Linked DNA regions of Homo sapiens: region 2 is linked to region 1. Evidence: chromatin contacts called from ENCODE Hi-C or POLR2A ChIA-PET data. All regions are on one chromosome and are shown on one strand. The core of a region is the stretch at or near the end of the contact, and the rest is flanking DNA. Distances in the headings are between cores, read along the strand shown. Region 1 overlaps RORA (RAR related orphan receptor A). Region 2 overlaps RORA (RAR related orphan receptor A).

Region 1 (5,962 bases), core at 597-3,096:
CAAATTGCAGAACAAGCATTACTGAGGGCCTACCATGTGGCTATGCATAGTGTAGTTGTGAAGCCACATACTCTGGAGCTAGACCATTTGAGTCTGTATCTCAGCTCTGCTGCTTACTAGCTGTGTGATCTCGGGTATGTTATTTAACCTCTTTGTGCTTGGTTTCCTCATTTGTAAAATGAGGGAAATGGTACCTATTTCACAGGGCTGCCATGAGAATTAAAAGAGTTGAGCCCTTAGAATGGGGAGGATTACTTAGAATGTGCTACAGAATATTAGTTATTATTATACTTGAGCATAAGGAGTTTGAAGATATGAAAGACCTAGAGGCCAAAGAAGTTTTCTCTAGGAGCTTGTAATCTGGTGAACACGTATGAACACACTGGAAGGACAATTCAAGTCTAGATAATAAGGTATAAAGTTGAATTACAGAAGAAGAGAAAGAAAAAAGTAATTGAAGCTGTCAGAAAAGGAAGAGATTGGCTGGGTGTGGTGGCTCACGCCTGTAATCCCAGCACTTTGGGAGGCTGAGCTGGGCAGACCACTTGAGGTCAGGAGTTCAAGACCAGCCTGGCCAACATGGTGAAACCCTGTCTCTATTAAAAATACAAAAAAAAATTGGCGTGGTGTTGGCTGTCTGTGATCCCAGCTACTTGAGAGGCTGAGGCAGGTGGATCACCTGAGGTCAAGAGTTCGAGACCAGCCTGGCCAACATCATGAAACCCTGTCTCTACTGAAAATACAAAAATTAGCTGGGCGTGGTGGCGGGTGCTTGTAATCCCAGCTACTTGGGAGGCTGAAGCAGGAGAATCGCTTGAACCTGAAAGCTGGAGGTTGCAGTGAGCCGAGATCACACCACTGCACTCCAGCCTGGGCAATAGAGCGAGACTCCCTCTTAAAAAAAAAAAAAGAAAATTATATCTGGGGAAATGGAACAAGCAGTTTTGTGCTTGGTGTATTGGAGCACAGAGAAGCTCAGGCAGGAGGACCACATAGAAGGCTGCTAGAATCTAGATGCCAGGAACTAACAATTTGGAGCAGCTTGGTAATAATTGTTCTGGAAGGGAAGGATGATTAAAGAAGTATTTTTTAAAAGAATTGACAAAATCCCATGAATATAAAACCATATCAAAAAATGATCCCTCTCCCTAGGGTTTTGAGTATAGAATAGGCAAGTCATTTTAAAAGAACGGTGCTGAATGCAAACTTGGCAACACTAGGGAGAATATCTTTTTGTTTGGAAATTTGTTACTGCTTTTGTCAAACAGAAGCAGACTTGTTTGTGTGAAAACAGAGCAGGTTCACCTAAATGGAGCTGGAAACCAGAATCTCCTTAGAGACACTGAAACATAATAAACCTGAATGGCCCTACTTGGCAACACATAGACACTAAAACAGCATGAATAAATAACATAAAAAATAAAACACAAATAAAAGAACAAATGTAAAGGAAAGAATGAGAAACTGAGAGTGAGAGAGAGAAGCCAGTAAATTACATGTCTTAGAATCAATGACGCTGGAGAATAGGTGAGTAAAGACAAAAATAATGGGGAGTAAGAAACAAGAAAATACATAAATAAGGTAGTGAACTACCTCTTTTGGAAAGAACTCTCACTATATAAGGTCGTTTCTAGAATGTAAACCAATTTTTGCCGATAAAAAAATGATGAAGATGAAGAGTCTTCGCAGGGAAGTAGGGGGGGATGCTGTGGAGTGAAGGATGAGAAGAGGCTCATATCATTTCCTTCCAGGTTATGTTTCATTTCTAGTTAATAAGATACTTAGCATCTTGTGGTTTCACTTTGTCTTAAGAAACTGTGGCCACTTATCCCTACCTATTTAAAACAGCCAATAAAAAGTGAGACAACAAATCATGCAGTGTACCTGACATACCAGTAGAGGGCAGTGGTTGCATTCACACCATCTGCTCACCAACAGCCTTTCATTCCAATTCATAGTCGATTTGGCAAGTGTAAGATTTTAGACACTTTGCTATTTTTAAATCTCCATTTCAGCAAAGGCGAGTATGGTCAGGCTGAATAAAATTCGAGAATTTAAGCGTGGTCTCTCAGATAAAGTCTGGAATAGTGAAATACCTTGGGCTAGGAGTTAGGAGACCTGGCTTCTGTCTGAGCTCAGCAGATAATCTATAGTCTACCTCACTTTGTGACTGGGGCAAGTCATGTGCCCCAACCATGACTGCTTCAGCAATACAGCCAGCGCCTCGATACTTCAGATGGGAAGTCCTCGCTTCTGAGTTAGTCACAGATTTTCATAGTGGGAAGGAACTTTAGATAGCATCTGGTCCAAACTGTCCTTGTTTAACAAATAATAATGACATTAATAATTATGATAGCAGTTAACACATATAGCATTCACTATATGCCAGTCCCACATAATTTGTGTCTATCCTGAATATGTATGTTTTCTCACTTAATCCTTATAACAACCCCAAGAGAAAGGTACTAGTATTATCTCCATTTTACAGAGGAGGAAACTGAACCACAGTGAAGTGACTTCTTCAAGGTGTCACAGCTGGCAAGTAGCAGAGCTATGATTCAGACACAGACCTTTATATTCTAGGAGTAGAGAAACTACAGCTCGCAGATGTTACGTGGTGTATACTGGGTTGTATAACTTATATTAATGCCAGGACCACAACCCATATAAGCGGATTTCTTGTCTCATGCTTTGCCCAGTATATCAGCTGTTTCTCCTGCGCAAAGCTTTAGATATCAATTATAGTAACAAACCTAATTTGCACTTAAAACCTAGGTCGTTTATCTGGAATGTCTAATTCAGGTACTAATTGTACACCAAGGGCAAAATTTCCTAGCCAAGGATGAAGTCATATTTTTCACTAAAAGTAATAGGTTGTGCATACTACACTTGAAAGAGAGAATTGGACTTAGGATGTGTTGGTTTATAATTTATTTTCCTATTATACAATTGGTTTCACTTGTTTAAAATCTGATGACAAAGTTTAGCCTAAAATGAAGTCAAGAGTCTTAGTTAAAGAGATAGCAGGCTTTAAGCCCCAAAAGAAATACCAGGGAAATTTAAGTAGCTTTGGAGAAGCAGCAACAAGACTTGGGCCACTTTCATGATACTCTTAGCTCCCTGAAACACTTTGCATGTATAAATGGGATAAGAGAATTAGAGCCCAATTATATACTTTCCAGATAAATGCTAGTTTAGTTTTGGGTTTGGGAATTCTCCTAGTGATGATCTCATTTAATTTATCTTGGTAAATACCACAACACCTGTGAAAAATCCCTAATTTAAAAGCACATAGAGCAAGCATGAGGGGGCAGGGCTCCCAGACTGCACTGGAAAGTGAGACCATGGAAGAGGAAGCTGACTTGTCCGGGAGCCTCAGGGAATCGGCTCAGCCATTTCTGGCCCCACTTCGGTATGAGTGCATTTTTTAGCCAAAGTGCCATGTTCAAGGGCACGCTTTGCCTAAGGCCTATGGATTTATTTCAGGATTGAATATTTGACAAGCAAACAGGACAGAGTCACTAGTATTTATGGTAAGGTGGAGGCAAACCTAAAGTGAGTCAGGTCATTTTTCATGGTATCATGTCAGCTTTCAATCAAATCCTTATTCATATCTGAAAATTGTACTTTCATTACAGTTCTGCTTAAGGCTCAGCCAACCAAGATTTCATGACAAAAATGGAAGGTTTTTGTTCTAGTTCAAGAAAAAAAAAAAAAAATCAAACCTACCTCTGCTCAGCTTGGCTTCTAGTTCAGAGGTTTCTCTGTTAATCAAAAGAGCTGCAATACACCTTTTAATGCTGTTCAGTGGTTAAAGACCAGGCTTAAAATGTCCCTGCTCTTGAGGATTTAAATTTAGACCCATAAAGAGATGCTTGTGTAAAAACCGTAAAGAACATTCAATTTGTTCTATTTGGAGAAAGATTTTACTGGAAATATAAATTTTCACTTAAAAGATGTTTTATGGGGTGCAGAGGTAGAGAAACCGTCTAAAGAACACAGCCATTATTTCTGTGAACTGAGGATTTCTGTGCTCAAGTCTGAACCTGCTGTTTCTTTTCCGTCTGAAGTCTTCATTCTCTCCTTGTATTAACTTAGTCATCTCCACAGCAACTAATTGACATATCCCAAAGGATTATAACCTTGTGTGAGGAACCACCAGGAGGAGCAGATCAAATTTAAAAACTACAAAGGTTCTTATCAAAGTTTTTCTAATAATAGTGCTGTACTTAAAAATCGATTAAATATAGCAGCGGATGTTAACACAACTTCCTCGAAATGGAAAGTTGCCCATTGTCTGTGTTATCAACATTTCTAGGTCACATCTCCCAAGAAGCAGTAATGTTCCAGCAATAAGAAAAGGACAGTTTTTTGTCTTTTGCATGGTGAGCCTTATATGAATTACATCAATTTTGTCACCAATATCCATCATCAGAACATTTTGGTAAGTAAAGAAGCTGATTTCTGTTGAACATTTATACTATATATCAGAGTTGCAAAAATGAGATGCCTACAGGGGCTGTGCATATGATATAAATGGCGGGAGTCAGGTGGGCCCATTGAAAGGTGTAATCCCCTGGCTGTTGCCAGTTGGCTGTTGACATTCACAAATGTTGGCTCAGTGTAAATAGATCATTTTTTCCCCTCCCACAAGAAGCTAAAAAAGCTGAACTTTTGGGTATAATTATCCAAATTTAAATATTAGCAACTGATTCAAAAATTTTAAAACTCTGCCCTGGGCAAAAAAATATGTCTGTGGGCCAAGTTCAGTTTGTGGACTGCCATTTTTTTTTTTGTCACCTTAGGTATAAAGCAATCCTTGGAATATAACTAAAGTAAACCACTAATGAAGTTAATGTAGCCATTTCCTGAACTTACAGTTTTCTGCAGAATTCAAAGACTGCTTCCGTTGGTTTTGCCCCATTTCTAATGCTGAGAGGTCAATGCATGTATTGGATAAACCATGGGAAACAGCAGAGGGTCAAAAGCAAGGGGGCAGGGCAGAAAATTAAGTGGCCCAAATGGTAAAGGTGAATTGCATCATTTAGCAGAACTCATTAGAGGAAAGTCAGACATACCCCTTTTACTTCAAAGGGCATGAATAGAGCATCCCAGGAGAAGCATGCATGCCATTACCTAATTCTGCCATGGACACAGTTGGGGAAGTCTCGCCGTTGGTGAACGAACAGTAGGGAAAGAAGCCTGATGCTGGTGTGTAGTCACATATTGGTTCTGGTTTGATTCCATTGATATCAAGACCTGACTGGTCTGGGGAAGGCTGTATGTCCAGGTAGAAGCTGCTGACGGCGGAGTCTGCCTTACTCCCCTCAGGGGTGTGCCCGTCAATGTAGTTACTGAGGTCGTCGTGAAGTTCCGTCAGCCCGTTGGCCGAGATGTTGTAGGTGGGCGTCAGCGGCTCAGCCTCTCCAGGCTGCTGCTGGTGGTCGCGCTGCTGCTGCTGCATCCGGTGTTTCTGTACTTCTGCATACAAGCTGTCTCTCTGCTTTTTTGACATTCGGCCAAATTTTACAGCTGGAAGAAAAAAGCCAAACCATACTACATACAATGCGCTTTTCTTCAATATTCTCTCCTGCGAGCTTTGGGGTTTCCTTTGAAGTCTCACACAATCTCAATCCAAAACTGCATGACCACAAAATAAGGACATATTCAGAGGTGAAAACAGTTCCAACCCACACAGACTCGCTCCAGCTCCCCAACAGCAAACACACATCCCAGAGAAACTCATGTTTCAGAAAGAGGCCTGGTGCAGGTAGGAGGGGCCCAGAGAGATGCCACTTCTGTTTCCCTGCTGTCACATCCCCCGTTTCCACTGCGCCCCACTGATAACTTAATGGGCTTGTTCACTCTCCCCCCGTGCAGCTGGCTTAGGCTACCTCTTTCTCTCCCACGTTCAGACCAAGGCACAGGGAAGCAAAGACTCACAGGGTTCATCAAGGAATAA
Region 2 (5,512 bases), core at 1,911-4,410, 660 kb after region 1:
ACAACCTACTCACCAACAATTATCTGAGCCCAGCTATGCTCACCCCTTCTTAAGACCTGCCCTCTCTGGAATTACAGTAGACAATGACAAAGAAGTTGTAGTTGCCAGATGTCTCAAACTGCAGTGACACACATACACAAAATCACAGAATCGGCTGCACCCCTAATGCTTCTCTGTTCAAAATCCAGTTCTTCTTGTAATGACATCTAATCAGGCCCTGGAATCAGCTGAAACGAGAGCTTCTGTAAAAATCACTCTTCACTCGGTACTCAGCAGTTAAGTCTCTTAAATGTCAACCTGCTAGGAATTACTTTAAAAGATTTTTTTTTCCTTCATTACAAATCTCAAAGCTATTGAGTCTTTTCAACTTCCAGATGGATCCTGATATTCATATAGTCCAGAAAATGACAATGTTCTTTGTCTGCTAGGTTTGAACAATTTTGAGTTACTTAAAGAATGTGTCCACATTATTACAGACACTCAGGTTAATAATAAACATTGAGATCCTTATCCAGATATTTATAAGCCTTTAGAACTCTTTAAAGGATGCAAATAATTTGACCAGGATTTTTTTTTTTTTTTTTTTTTTTTTTTTTTTTTTTTTTTTATGAAGAAATTTCTCTACAACCAGGACTCTGGCTAAATCCATTAGCCCTACAATTTGGCTATGTGACCACCAGGTGGTGACAGTGTGCCACAATTCAGGACCAGCAAGGTTGGCATCAGGGAGCTTTCCCCACACTTATGTTGAAAACCAACCTTTCAAATTTAGATCTCACTTAATCCCCTGCCACATTTAAGGTGTTACTTTTAATACAGCATCTCAACCACCACCTCTGGGTTAGGTCCTTCATAATCTGTAGAACCGAAATCTTTTAATGTGGCATTCAGGACCCTCCAAGGTGGTCCCACCCCACCCACCACTCTCCTACACAGTCCCTGTATTACAGCCACACTTCAATGCATGTTTCCTGCACATTCACACAGATGCAAAGATGGTTCTAACATTTCTTGCTTCTGTATATTTGCTCTTGGGGATATCCCCTGATGTTCACCTACCTTTTCAGGCACCTATAAAACATCTGGAAACTTGCTCAGACAAAACTCCACCAAACAGTTGTAAAAGCCCAGAGTTCTACTAGTATTTAGGAATATGCTGAGTGTTGTTTCCTGTAGAAAACTTGTAATGTATATATATAATATATATTAAAAACATACATATATACACATATATACATACATATACATATATATGTAAATCATTACATATATACACATATATACACGCGCGTGCGTGCGTGCGTGTGTGTGTGTGTGTGTGTATGTATTTTGAGACGGAGTCTTGCTCTGTTGTCCAGGCTGGAGTGCCGTGGCGTGATCTTGGCTCACTGCAACCTCCACCTTCTGGGTTCAAGCGATTCTCTTGCCTCACCCTCCCTACTAGGTGAGACTACAGGTATGCACCACCATGCCCAACTAATTTTTGTATTTTTACAAAATTACAAAATAGTAATTTTGTAATTAGTAGAGACAGGGTTTCGCCATGTTAGCCAGGCTGTTCCCGAACTCCTGAGCTCAAGTTATCTGCCCACCTCGGCCTCCCAAAGTGCTGGGATTACAGGTGTGAGCCACTGTGCCTGGCCCTTGTATTATATATTAATCTTGATATTTTTAGGATAAATAAAAACGTGTGTCTTAATGAGCGCTAGATCACATAACCTGCCTTATCTACTTAGCTATTTCTCTTGAACATCTTTCCTTGTCATTAAATGATACATGAAGCGTTTTATGGTTCCCCTCACCAGGAGTCTGCTCAGTCTGGTGGACAGTATGCTGGGCTTGAAATCAAAACACCGAGATTCAGTCCTAGTTCTAGCAGGTGCTAGCTGTGTTTGGGCAAGTTGTTTAACCTCTCTGAGCCCAAGCTGCATGGGTGTAATGCTTACCTCCCAAAGTCTCTGACAGCCTAAATGAGATCACTCATCTGATCATTTCTAGCTTGGAACCTGCCTTGGAGTGACCTCTCAATTATTACTCATTTCTATCCACTCAGTTGATGTGATTTCTTTCTCCCTCCAAGCCACACCACTCTTTGTACCTTCCTGTGCCTCCATCCTGCTGGATCTCACCTTAAAGGAGCTTGGGAACTTGCTGTATTCCCCCTGCCAGAGCATAAGAACACTCCTGAAGGCAGGGCTGGCCTGACTCCTCTGACTGGCCCCAGGGATCCCCTAGCATATGCCAAGTCCCCTGCAGACGCCAGGCATCTGTGGAACTGAATGGGGAATCCAGCCTCCCTTCGCCTTAACCCTTGCCATTCTGGGCCTTGCACTCTTACAGCCCTGTACACAGCTTGGAAAAAAAAAAAAAAAGTCTGGCGTCTTTTAAGGCCCTGGCTTGACGTTGATGCTAAAAAATACTTTCAATCTGGAGCTTGGCTCTTTGGGGTCCCGATGATACCTCTCTGCCTGGTATCCTCTGCCTACAGCTTCTCTCTTGGTGGCCAGCTCTGCCTCCTCTTCTGCAGGTTCCTCTTCTGTGGCAGCAGAGGATAACCTTGTTAAGTGAGAGGAAGAGTGGTACCCCCTCTCTGCCTCCTCCTCACACGGGACGTAAACACCACGGCTTCAGCAGGGAGCTAGTCCATGCTGAGGCCTTCTCCAGCCTTTCTAGCCTTGATGTTTCTTTATTGTTGTCTGTGGCTTGGTTTCGTTTTTCCATTTTCATGAAAAAAAAAAAAAAAAAGCTTTCTTTTCTTGGCCCTTCTTCCAGCAGTTGATTGATTTGCATTGGATGCTGAAGCCACTTCCTGTTTTTCCTTCAAACCCCCCAGCAACTGTCTTCCTTACAAACGGCCTCAGAAAAAAAAGAAACAGCTCACATTCCTGGTACAGGGCACCTGGGAAGAAAAATTCATTGGATTTCATCAGGAAGTATGATGTTCCTTGGGCAGCATCCCAGGGTGGACCTTTCTGTTGACCCTATCAGGATGGTAAAATTGAAAAGAACCCCCAGAAGGCAGTCCTCACTCTGCAGGACACCTACTCCCAGAGGCACCGTGTCCATCATAATAGTTCTAAGCGTGTGTACTAGAATTGGATGTGGGTGTGTTTACTTCTGCACTGCCTCCTAGCTGTGTGACCCAAGGTGAGCTGCTGTGCCTTGCTGATCCCCAGTTTCCTCATTTGTCAAGTGGGTTGAGTCATAAGACTTCCTGTATTGGTTTCCTGTGGCTGCAGTGATCAATTACCATAAATGCAGTGGCTTAAATCAACACAAATCTACTAACTGTTCTGAAAGTCAGAAGTCTTCAAATCAAGGAGTTGGCAGGCTTGTATTTCTTCTGAAAGCTGTAGGGAGAAATCTGTTTTCTTGCGTTTTCTACTTTCTGCAGGCCACCTGCATTCTCTTTGCCCTTTCTTCCACTTTCAAAGCCAGCAGTGTAGCGTCTTCAAATCTTTCTCTTCCTGTTTGTGTGTCCTGTGCTTTTGTCATTAAATCTCCTTCTTTCACTCTGACTCTCCTGCCCGCCTCTTATAAGGACCTGTAATTACACTGAGCTCGCCTAGTTAATCCAGGATCATCTCCCAACTCAAGGTCCTAACTGAATCGCATGTGCAAGGTCGCTTTCCATGCAAGGTAACAGATTGCCAGGCTCTAGGGATTGGGGTATGGACTTCGCTATTTTGCCTGCCATACTTCTCTCATAAAACCATTATGAAAATATAAAAAGAGCATATATGTGTATTTTTCAGCACAATCCTGGCACATTGTAAGTGCTCCAAATATACAGCCATGATTATATCAATATACCAATACCAGCACTAGCAGTCAAAAGAGAAGTGGTTGTTAATGCTTAGTTAGGTAAAGCAGAGCCATTTGGATCAACCTTGAATGAAAGCAAATGGAAGCGTAATTGGGGCTGGATAGTGCACAGACACATCCTTTTACAGTTTCATATCCTCACTCTTCGTTTTAAAAACAAATGTTTACTGGGCACCCTCTAGATACCATACTTTCCATTCCTCACAATAGTCGTTTCTGGTAGATGTTACCGCCTTACTTTACAGGTGACGACAGTAAGACTTAGGTTACACAATTTGGTCAGATTGTTCAGCTGGTCACTAGCAAAGGCAGGATTTGAATTTGCTATTGTCTGATTTAAGCCCGCCCTCTTTCCAGGCTCCAGGACTTGGCGACATGCTGGCTCATACTCACTCTGATCATCAAAACTACACCAGACCTGCCCCACGGGCAGCTGGCACACTTGGCTTTCAGGGCAGAAATCAAGTTCTTGCTTCTCCGGTGTCCTCCACAGCCCTACACCCATCCAGGGGCACACGGTGGGTGGGCTATGCCATCCTTGTGATCTTGCTAGGAACAGGAGAGCCCAATGAGAGGCCTAAGTGCTTCTGGGGCAATGGTTCTCAGCCCTGGCATGTGTCACAATGACCTGGAGAGCCTGCTAAGCCAGACTGTTGGCCCCACCCCCAGAGTTCAGTAGGTCTGTATTTGCATTTCAAATAAGAACCCAGGTGATGCTGATTCTGCTAATCCAGGCCCACACCCTAAGAACCACCCCTCTGCAGGGATCCGGAAGTAAATTTATTAAAGGAGAATACACTGCTCAGATGTGGGGTATTAACACTCACTGGTCCCCACCCACTCCACTTCTGGACTTCTGCAGAGCTGCTAGCCCTACTTGACTAATAATTCCCAGCAGAGGGGCAGTCTCCCCATAACCTATGACACATCGCTCACTTTCCTCCACTGCTCCTGGAGGTGGCCCCCATTGGGAATCTTAGCTTTACTGGCTACATCTTTAGCAGAGAGGCCTGGGTCATCTGTCCTCCCTGTATCTTCAGCTCAGCCAAACAATAAAATGCAAGACACAAAACGTTGCCTTTGAAAATGAGGCAGCTGGGGAGAGGAACGATGCCTTTAAAAGGGCAAAGGTTCTTTGGGACACCGATCCTCAACATCTCACCCTGCAGCTCAAAGTCAAGGCTTGCCAGGGTTCAAGTTCTCAAGTGTGCTTCAGTGGTGTTATTTAGATGTGACCCTATAGGCTGAAGGGCATGCACATTAGCATATTTTGTAACAGCTGTTGATGAAGATGTTAAGTCTTGCTCAGGGGACCAGTTGCAGTGAGAAGCATTTTATGAGAACAATATATATTGTAGACATCTGAATATATTTCCATGAGAAAATAAGGATGAAGAAACAAAAAAAAATGGTATAGTGTCCTTACACAGCAGATGAATATTTAATACACTGGAGCTTATCTTTAAGAGAAAAAAATACCCTTTGCAATTTTTCATGCTTCCTACAATAGCAATCCATATACGAAATGACAAACACTATAGCCACCCATATAAATACCACGTATTTCATTATTCCTTTCTTACGGTGGCACAAAGGCCAGCTGCTACATGAAGTATCATGAAAACATAAATTAGTGGTTATAAATAGCATATTTAAAGGATGAGGCCATCTAAAATCGGTTGGCTTA

What was found. Hi-C counts contacts between places; a loop is a spot of excess contacts on that map. ChIA-PET counts read pairs that join two places held with the same protein, here RNA polymerase II (POLR2A). Pooled maps may share reads with other maps.
Region 2: a loop to region 1 is called in a map with no recorded cell type, with 6 times the contacts of the local background. The contact joins two enhancer-like sites. A Hi-C loop is called at or near these places in 1 of 37 single-sample maps with no recorded cell type and 7 of 50 pooled maps. POLR2A ChIA-PET finds 5 or more read pairs at or near these places in 1 of 52 experiments (Caco-2).

Annotation. Positions count from the first base shown.
Region 1 is chr15:60,506,090-60,512,051 of GRCh38, forward strand. RORA (RAR related orphan receptor A) reads right to left here. Exons shown (of 11, transcript NM_134261.3): 5 at 5,137-5,532. RORA-AS1 (RORA antisense RNA 1) reads left to right here. Exons shown (of 6, transcript NR_120342.1): 3 at 4,319-4,444. Among named protein-coding and RNA genes, the nearest start is that of RORA-AS1, 30 kb to the left of the region's middle. RefSeq lists an enhancer at 2,084-2,193. Within about 2 kb of position 1,847, at least 3 of the 41 ENCODE cell types and tissues checked have a DNase peak (open chromatin) inside an H3K27ac peak, as active enhancers do.
Region 2 is chr15:61,166,916-61,172,427 of GRCh38, forward strand. The region is part of intron 1 of RORA (RAR related orphan receptor A); the gene reads right to left. Among named protein-coding and RNA genes, the nearest start is that of RORA, 60 kb to the right of the region's middle. Within about 2 kb of position 3,161, at least 3 of the 41 ENCODE cell types and tissues checked have a DNase peak (open chromatin) inside an H3K27ac peak, as active enhancers do.